Regions from separate parts of the Homo sapiens genome. Here region 2 is linked to region 1. A link is a loop called in an ENCODE intact Hi-C map of the cell type or tissue named here. Cell type or tissue: HepG2. All regions are shown on one strand. Each heading gives the region's core, and the rest is flanking DNA. Links, peaks and the distances in the headings are about the cores only.

Region 1 (4,388 bases), core at 1-4,000:
AGGAAGGAAGAGGGAGAATAGAGACTGGATATGCAACCAACAATGTCCATGACGGAGATATAAGCTAGATGAGATATGAGTTAGTTACATATCATGAGTCGTGTTCACTGATTTGGGCACTTTGGAAAGCTTTCATGATCCTTATACTTTAGGTTTACTGATGGAAGTGAAGGGTAGATTAACCTGGGTTGGTGACTGAGGGCCAAGTAAGTGGACACTATGATGGTTGATAAGCTTGACTATCAAGGGAAGGAGAGAGAATTTGGTAACTAGAAGGATATGTTCAGTCAAGATTCTAGAGAGAATACCTCAGCTGTGCAAGGGAGAGATATTCCCACCCGAGAGATGGAAGGAAAAGAAAGGTGCGAGAGATTGTAGACCAGTGGTTCTCCATAGAATGGTACGACTCAACAGAATGGTATGTTTTGGAAACTTGTGGGGTTGTTCTTTTTTTCTTTTTTCGTTTTTAACTTTGCAAAAATTATAACTGAAAATGGGGTTGTTCTTTATGTCTTTAGTTGTGTTGAACATTTACATACTGAAATATAATTCACATAAATCTTTCCTTTTTATTCACCTTTATGCTACCATCAGAGTATACTGATTTACTTTTTGGACTTATGCATGTAACTTAGTGATGAATTTTATTTCAGGATACCAGAAGAGTGTCAGAAAATATTTGTCATAAAATGGTGATGTTAGGTCTAGTAGTTGAGAACCAGTGCTTGTCAAACTTTAATGGGCATGTGACTCTTGTTAAAATGGATTCCAATTCAGTAGGTCTGGGATGCGGCCTCAAATGCTCCATTTTTTTTTTTTTTTCTAGATGGAGTCTCGCTCTATCACGCAGGCTTGAGTACAGTGGCGCAGTTTCTGCTCACTGCAACCTCCGCCTCCCGGGCTCAAGCAATTCCTCTGCCTCAGCCTCCTGAGTAGCTGGGATTGACAGGTGCGCGCCACCATGCCCAGCTAATTTTTTGTATCTTTAGTAGAGACGGGGCTTCACCATGCTGGCCAGGCTGGTCTCAAACTCCTGACCTTGTGATCCACCCGCCTCAGCCTCCCAAAGTGCTGGGATTACAGACGTGAGCCGCCGCACCCGGCCAGATTCTCCATTTTTTAACTAGTTCTATAGTTTTCGTTGGTCCCCTTTGACTAGCAAGAATTGAAGCCAATCGGTAGATGAATGGTTCTTGTGTTTTCGAGATGGATGGTCTTATGAACATGGTGGGATTTGGGAGAGGCACTGACCAAGGAACAAAAAGATAGGCCAGACCCTTTGAGGGCTCTGCTGAGAGCACTCCTGTATGTTTGTGCAGAGTGGGGATGGAGTAAACGGTAGGATTGATCGGGGTTTGGGAGTTAACAGCTTGGGTTAACTAGAACTGGAGGGCAAAGGAGTTAATAGTATAGGTGTTGGTAGTAAAAGTACAATGGTAGTAAAAGTGCAGTGTGTCTGACTAGTTATGTGCATATTAAGTACACATTGTACTTAAAATATATACTGCGATGTTTTGATATAGTTATTCATCTTCAGGTCACTAGGGGGCATTGGTGGATTAAAAAACACATTTGAAAAGCTGCCCAGTATTTGCATTCCATTGTAGGAAGCAGCTTTTCCTTGTGCTGCTGCAGGAAGTTTGAATATTGGATACATATACCCAGATTCACGTTATTAGATTTCCTTCATTACACAGATTTTATCCTAGTCCAACTATGGGCTGGGCATCATGCTGGACCCTGGTGGGTACAAGTGAAAAGACCCAGTTCTTATCTAGGAGAGAGGTCCCAAATCTGGCCACAAATCAGAATTATTCAAGGAGACAGTTTCCAAGCCCCTGCGCATGGTTCTGACTGACTTTTTAGTTGGCGTCCAGGAACTGCTAGTTTTGAAAAAGCCCCCCAAGGTGATTATGAAACTTTCATTTCAGAAGCTCACAATGCACTTACCAGCACAGACATTAAAGGTCCGTTAACGATGCAGTGGGTCTCAACCTTGACTGCATGTTAGAGCCACCTGGGGAGCTTTTAAAAGTCCCGATGCCCAGTCTAGAACCTATACCAATGACATCAAGAATCTCTAGGGGTAGGATTAGGCATCTAGTTTTTGGAGCAAGCAGCCAGCCTTGAGATCTACTGACTTAGAGGGAAGAGCAACAGCAGGGGGCATCAGAAGGCTTTATAGAGAAGAACATGCCTATGCTGATCTTTGGAGCTAGGCAGACAAGGTTGAAAGGGCCTTCCAAACAGAGAAGAAAAGCACATGCAAGGACACAGAAGTGTGAGAGTGTTCAGAACAGTGTTAAGACCTTGGGCTTCACTGTGTTCCTTGTGAGAGATACTAAAGTTTTCTGTAGCTGCTTCCTCATTTGTAAAACAAGGATGAGATGCTTACCAACCTCAAATTATTGTGTGGATTAAATTCATTCCTACGCAAAGCTTAGAACAGTGCTTGGCCCAAAGTAAGGGCTGAAGAAATGTGAGCTGTTACTTTTAGTTGGCATCTTGTAAGATGGCATCTTGTAACTACCTGTGTTACGGTGGTGCACGGTCTTGGGGCTCTCCAAAAGTATTTTTTATTTCAAAACTTGGTAGTCAGTTGGATGTGGTAGATGAGGGAGAAGGATAAATTAAGGTTTCTGCCCAGGCTTTTGACTTTTGACTGTGGGATCTATTCATTGAGGTGGGAACTATTCATTGAGGTGGGAAAGTGGAAGAAGGTTGAATTTGGTTTGAGGGGGAGGTGATGGTTTGGTTTTGAACAGGTTGGGCTTGCTGAAATATCTGGGCATTGGAAGGGGGAAATCAGTTGATGTAGAACCCCAGGGTATGGACTTTTCCTGCCACAGACGTGGGCTGGAAATTGGGAAATCATCAGCTGCTAACTGAAGCCTCCAGGGCAAGAAGGTGGCCTAGTGAAAACTGGTCTGTGTCACTTCCTTCCTCAAGGGCAAATAACATGACCTGTACTCAGAGCTCACCACACCAAGGAGCCTGAGTGAACATGTCCATGACTATGAGGTGTTATTACCTCACACATTCTTTGTGGCTTAGTGTAATACTTACATTGCCTGTCTTCCTGAAATTAATTTTCTTACCATGTTACTAGTATGTTACTAGAACTGCGCGGAGAATTACAATGCTAAATGGAAAAGGAAAATCATCTGTAAATTGGAAGAGTAATGTAACTTTTATACTTGAGCATTATTTTAAAAGCCACATATTTGGAAAGATAATGAAGGTTTTTTTTCCCTAACAGTTTAAGCATCTTCAAGGGAATTCTTCTTGAGGAATTATAGTAACTACATTTTTACTCACATAAATACATTTTTTATGTGCAGAATCAATTGGTTGTTTCTTTTTCCTTTCTTACCTTTCGAAGAAGTTAGACAGTGGATCACAGAGACGAAGAAAAAACTGCTCTGTAGCTCTGGATGCAATCTTTTCAGCCTCAGGTTCTAGTTGTGTTTCTGGCTGAGCGACCTTGTTGAGATTTCTTTTTTTTTTTTTTTTTTTTTGAGCCGGAGTCTTGCCCTGTCACCCAGGCTGGAGTGCACTGGCGCAGTCTTGGCTCTCCGCACCCTCCGCCTCCTGGGTTCAAGCCGGTCTCCTCCCTTAGCCTCCCAAGTAGCTGGGACTACAGGCATGCACCAGCACGCCTGGCCTAGTTTTTGTATTTTTATTAGAGATGGGGTTTCACCATGTTGGCCAGACTGGTCTTGAGCTCCTGACCTTAAGTGATCTGCCCTCCTTGGCCTCCCAAAGTGCTGGGATTACAGGCATGAGTCACCATGCCGGGCCAGTTGAGATTTCTTAATCTCTCAGCGTCCTCTGATCATGATCCTGTGGGGATAGTAGTATGTCCCTCTGTATCTCACAGGATTGTTGGGAGATTCAATTGAGATAATATGCGAAAAGAACCGTGAACTACAAAGCACTATATCAATGTAAGGTGTTTTCTGTTCCTCTTGTATCACATTTGTCCACTGAAGTAATCTATGCTTGCAGGTTAGCACTCTGGACTTAACAACTGTAAAACGTGAATTAACTTGGGTTATTTCACTTCTCATTTGGAAATGAATTCTGCTCAGGACACTGTAGCATTCTTCTATCTACTTCTGAAATGCAGATAGCCTCACAGTTGTAACTAACACTGGAAGAGGAGAAAGAAGAAGTAAAACGATACATTAAAAGAACGGAGAGATTAGAGGCACAGTGGAGGAGAAAAGTAGATGATGTACCAGACATTTATGATAAATGAATTGATTACCCCATGAGGCCTGTTGATATTTGTAGACTTTTATGACGTAAAGGTTTAATTTATAATCTATATGTATATGTGTTCCACACCCATGTCCTTTCTAGGCTAGACTGGAACTTCTTAGAGG
Region 2 (4,401 bases), core at 117-4,116, 60 kb after region 1:
AGGGAGTCAGACATTTCAGTAGGCTGCTGTACCTCAAAGGTTTGGCTGGCTGGCAATCAGCCTTCACATGGCAGGCATACTAATTAGAAATCAGTGTCTTGATTTTCTTAAAAAGTTTTGGTTTTGCTAGCAGAAATTGTCATTTGTGCCCAGGCACGGTGGCTCATGCTTGTAATCCCAGCACTTTGTAGGCCGAGGCAGGCAAATCACCTGTGGTCGGGAGCTTGAGACCAGCCTGGCCAACATGGTGAAACCCTGTCTTCACTAAAAATACAATAATTAGCTGGGTGTAGTAGTGGGCGCCTGTAATCCCAGCTACTCAGGAGGCTGAGGCAGGAGAATCGTTTGAACCCAGGAGGCAGAGGTTACGTGAGCTGAGATTGCGCCACTGCACTCCAGCCTGGGTGACAGAGGGAAACTCCGTCTCAAAAAAAAAAAAAAAAAAAAAAAGAAATTGTCATTTGTGTTCATGGACGTGGTAAGAAAATAAAAACTGAAATCAGATATGTATGAAAATGAGTTACAAAATATTCTAGATAAAACTTTCTCTGTCTGAAAATGCAAAAAAAAATGATTTCTGGCTTGTGCTAAATCACGAACTGTTTTTTGAAGTCAGAATGTTGTTTTGTCTGAGATCCTGGAGTTCTCTGCCAAGAGAGATCTGATTTGTGACAGGGTGGTGGATGGGCTCAATATTTTTTTAATGAGATATTGGACTGTGCTGTTTTGTTATACTATAAGTGATATGTAACCAAACAAGAAAATTTTCCTAGCAACAAAGTTGTTTTCCTGAATCAGAAGAATGCTTTTGTGTGCTCATTTTCTTATTGTCCAAAAGATAAAAAAGCTTGTGAATTTAGCATCTTATTTTTTTGAGATTGAGGTACTGGCGAGTATAGATAGTAGAATATATAAGAATATCATTGGAAGTATTTGGCAAGCAGTATGTTAATTCAGACCTAAACTGTATTTAAGTAGAGAACTAACTTGTTTTTTTGTTTGTTTGTTTTTGTTTGTTTTTGAGATGGAGTTTCACTCTTGTTGCCCAGGCTGGAGTGCAATGGCGTGATCTTGGCTCACTGCAACCTCCGCCTCCTGGGTTCAAGCGATTCTCCTGCTTCAGCCTCCCGAGCAGCTGGGATTACAGGCATGCGCCACCATGCCCTGCTAATTTTGTATTTTTAGTAGAGACGGGGTTTCTCCCTGTTGTTCAGGCTGGTCTCGAACTCCTGACCTCAGGTGATCCACCCACCTTGGCCTCCCAAAGTGCTGGGATTACAGGCGTGAGCCACCACGCCCTGCCGAGAACCACCTTGTTTTTATGCCAGACCCGATTGTTGGACATGATTATCTCACTGGCCCTTATAAGCCTTTTTTTCTCTCTTCTTGTTCTTCATTAGTCTGGTGAGGGACCCAGACATTTCAGTAGGCTGCTATACCTCAAAGGTTTGGCTGGCAATCAGCCTTCACATGGCAGTCATACTAATTAGAAATCAATGTTTTGATTTTTTTTTAAGTTTTAATTTTGCTAACAGAAATTGTTATTCGTGTTCATGGATGTGTTAAGAAAATAGAAACCCAAGCTTTTTTACATTCATCAGATCTCTAAGTTCTACCCCATTCCATTTGTTTGTTTGTTTTGAGACAGGGTCTCACTCTGTTGCCCAAACTGTAGTGCAGTTGTGCAGTCACAGCTTACTGCAGCCTCAACCTCCCTGGCTTAAGTGATCCTCCCACCTCAGCCTCCTGAGTAGGTGGGACCACAGGCATGTGTCATCCCACCTGGCTAATTTTTGTATTTTTTTTAGAGACAGGATTTCAGCATGTTGCCCAGGCTGATCTTGAACTCCTGGGCTCAAGTGATCCACCCGCCTCGGCCTCCTGAAGTGCTGGGATTACAGGTGTGAGCCACTGCCCCTGGCTTTCCATTTGTTTATGCAACAAATATTTGAATAGTGTGTGCTAGGAGGCCCTAGGGATATTGTGCCCTCATGAAGCTTACAGGTTAATGAAAGACTCAAACATGAAAGAAATAATTACACAATCAGGAAGTACATGAGTGCTATGAAAGGGAATAGAAGGTTCTGCTAAATTGAAGGACAGGGTACAAAGAAAGCCTTGATGTAAAGGATGAATAACATTTAGCTAGGCAAAAATTGGGATTGTCTGGTCTCGGTCAGTGGGGTATATTTTGCAAAGGTCTTGTCCCAGTAGGGAGTTTGTCAATTTCGAGCAACAGCAAAAAGGCCTCTGGGTTGTAGGTGGGTGTGTGTTCACATATGGGTATGTGTGTTCGCTTGTGTGCATGCATGTGAGGAGGCAGGGTGGGGAGTGGCTCTGGAGGAGGAGAAGGGCACAGATTCTCAGTCCTGTAGCACTCTTGTTCAGAGCATCAAGTAGACCTGAGAATTGTATGTTGATCATTGGTCCGCCAAGCAGTTCGTATGGCCTTGTTTCCCAGAACTCCATCATCAAGTGGATGTGGTGACCATATACTTTATCATCAAAACCAGGATACTCTTTTTTTTTTTTTTTTTTTTTTTAAACTTCTTTTTCTATGTTGCCCAAGCTGGTCTTGAATTCCCAGGCTCAATGGATCCTCCCGCCTCGGCCTCCCAAAGTGCTGGGATTACAGGCGTGAACCAACATGCCCGGCAAACCAGGATACTCTTGAGAGTGAAAGGGGACACTATTAATTATGTTGGGACAACGGGTATAAAACAGTACTTATAGACCAGTTCTCAGCCACTCCAGGGAGCCCCAAAGTTGCCTAGAAACCATGCTCTGAAATGACAGGGTTAGTCACGTGCTCCTGCTTTCTCACCTTTTCCTCTTCCTTCATCCATGAATAACTCTGAAAGAGGGGCACCAGGAGAAACTGCTCCAAGTCTATACAACAGAATCTTAGCCCCCATGGCCCGCCCAGCTGCAGCCTCCTGTTTTTCAGACTGCCATCTGATCTCTGACTATTAATGTGTTTTCAGAATTAAAGTCTAAAAAACGTATAGAAAAGAAAGTAAGGCCTTAAAAGTTTAGCACGTGAACTTTTCCCACTAGAAGCTTTTCCTACACTGCTTCTTATGGATTACATGGCCTAATTATATGTTCCCGGAGGGCCACTGGGCAGAATGGGTGTGGTCTAACTTCTTTCAGAGTAAACATGTTTTGTGGATTGGCCCCTATGGTGGATAATGGTGAATAATGCATGGAGTAAATACCTACAGGAAGCCTTCCCATAGGTGTAAAACCTTTATTTCAGGAAATAAAAGGAAGATATATTGATTTTTTAATTAGAATCAACTGTTTGGCTGAATCTGCATAATGAGGATTAATGGAGCTTTATTTCCTGCTCTCTCTGCCCAAGTCACTCTACAGTAGGGCCCTCAGAGAGCCCTAGTAACTTCTTCAATTTACTGACAGATGGATCACTTTGCAGTAAAATAATATTTAATGGTCGGTAACTGCGAGAATGTGGGATCTCATTGTCCTCCTCAGCCTTTCTTCAACAACCCCCCAAGTCCTCAATAAAATGGTTTGACCCTGTCCCCCATAATAATTTTTAATGTTCATGTTCAGCCAAATACTCAGGACACTAAGGAGTTGCACTATTTCTTTTCAAACTGCATTCAAGCTCTTTCTTTTGTTTTAAAAGCCAGGAAATGTGAAGAATTCACCTGGAACTAAGTAGAAAACTCCATGCTCTGCCATCTTAATCAGGTAAAAAACAAGAAATTTCTGTGATTATTTTCAGCATTGTAGTGCCAGCTGAAATGACTTGTTTTTAATTAATTTAATTTAATTAATTATAACAGTTTCAATTTGATGTGAAAATATTTTATTCCATCTTTTAGTTTCTGGGCTTAAATGCTGTGACTTACTTATTTGTGTTTGTTCCACTAATGTTACCTGGGTTTTTTAGACAAGCTAGAACCAGACAGTTGGGATTTGTCTACAAATGTATTTCAAACAATTGAAAAGTGTCATTATTCCTTAGGTTTTTTTCAAACAACACTTTATTATAGTAAGTACACTTGTATTTATCTAATACTCAGTGAACACTGGAATGCATGACTGTTACAGAGAGGCTCAAAACACTAGTTATATTGTTTGTGTATATATGAAAAATTGTATAATAGCACTTGTGATTTCCTGGTAATTAGAAGACTGTAATTGAATTTGGAAGCAACCTAGATATTCAACTACAGGAAAATGGCTTAATTATGGTATATCTATAAAGAAGAATATTATTATTCTGTTTCTACAGTATTTAATTGCATGGGAACGTGTGCACAATTATTGTTAAATGAAAAAAAGGTAGTGTGATATGTTTATAGAGGGGATGAAGCCAGGAGATACGACAGAAAGTGTGTATCTTTCAGTGGCATGATGATTTTTATATTT

Evidence for each region. A loop is a pair of places that touch in the nucleus more often than their neighbours do. Peaks named below come from ENCODE experiments on the same cell type or tissue, not always from the same donor. Only the 100,000 strongest peaks of a DNase experiment are listed, where the experiment ranks them.
Region 2: a loop joins it to region 1, with 2.8 times the contacts of the local background. A loop is called at or near these places in 5 of 110 quality-filtered maps.

The regions. Positions count from the first base shown.
Region 1 is chrX:23,899,805-23,904,192 of GRCh38, reverse strand. All of the region lies in intron 1 of APOO (apolipoprotein O), which reads left to right. Among named protein-coding and RNA genes, the nearest start is that of APOO, 5.9 kb to the left of the region's middle. In HepG2, for the core only: CTCF peaks have their summits at 1,548 (motif pointing right) and 2,171 (motif pointing right); DNase peaks (open chromatin) are centred at 1,572, 2,182 and 2,972.
Region 2 is chrX:23,839,629-23,844,029 of GRCh38, reverse strand. APOO (apolipoprotein O) reads left to right here. Exons shown (of 9, transcript NM_024122.5): 8 at 3,653-3,717. The coding sequence ends at 3,688. Among named protein-coding and RNA genes, the nearest start is that of SAT1, 59 kb to the right of the region's middle. In HepG2, for the core only: no CTCF peak of the experiment used is centred there; a DNase peak (open chromatin) is centred at 1,989.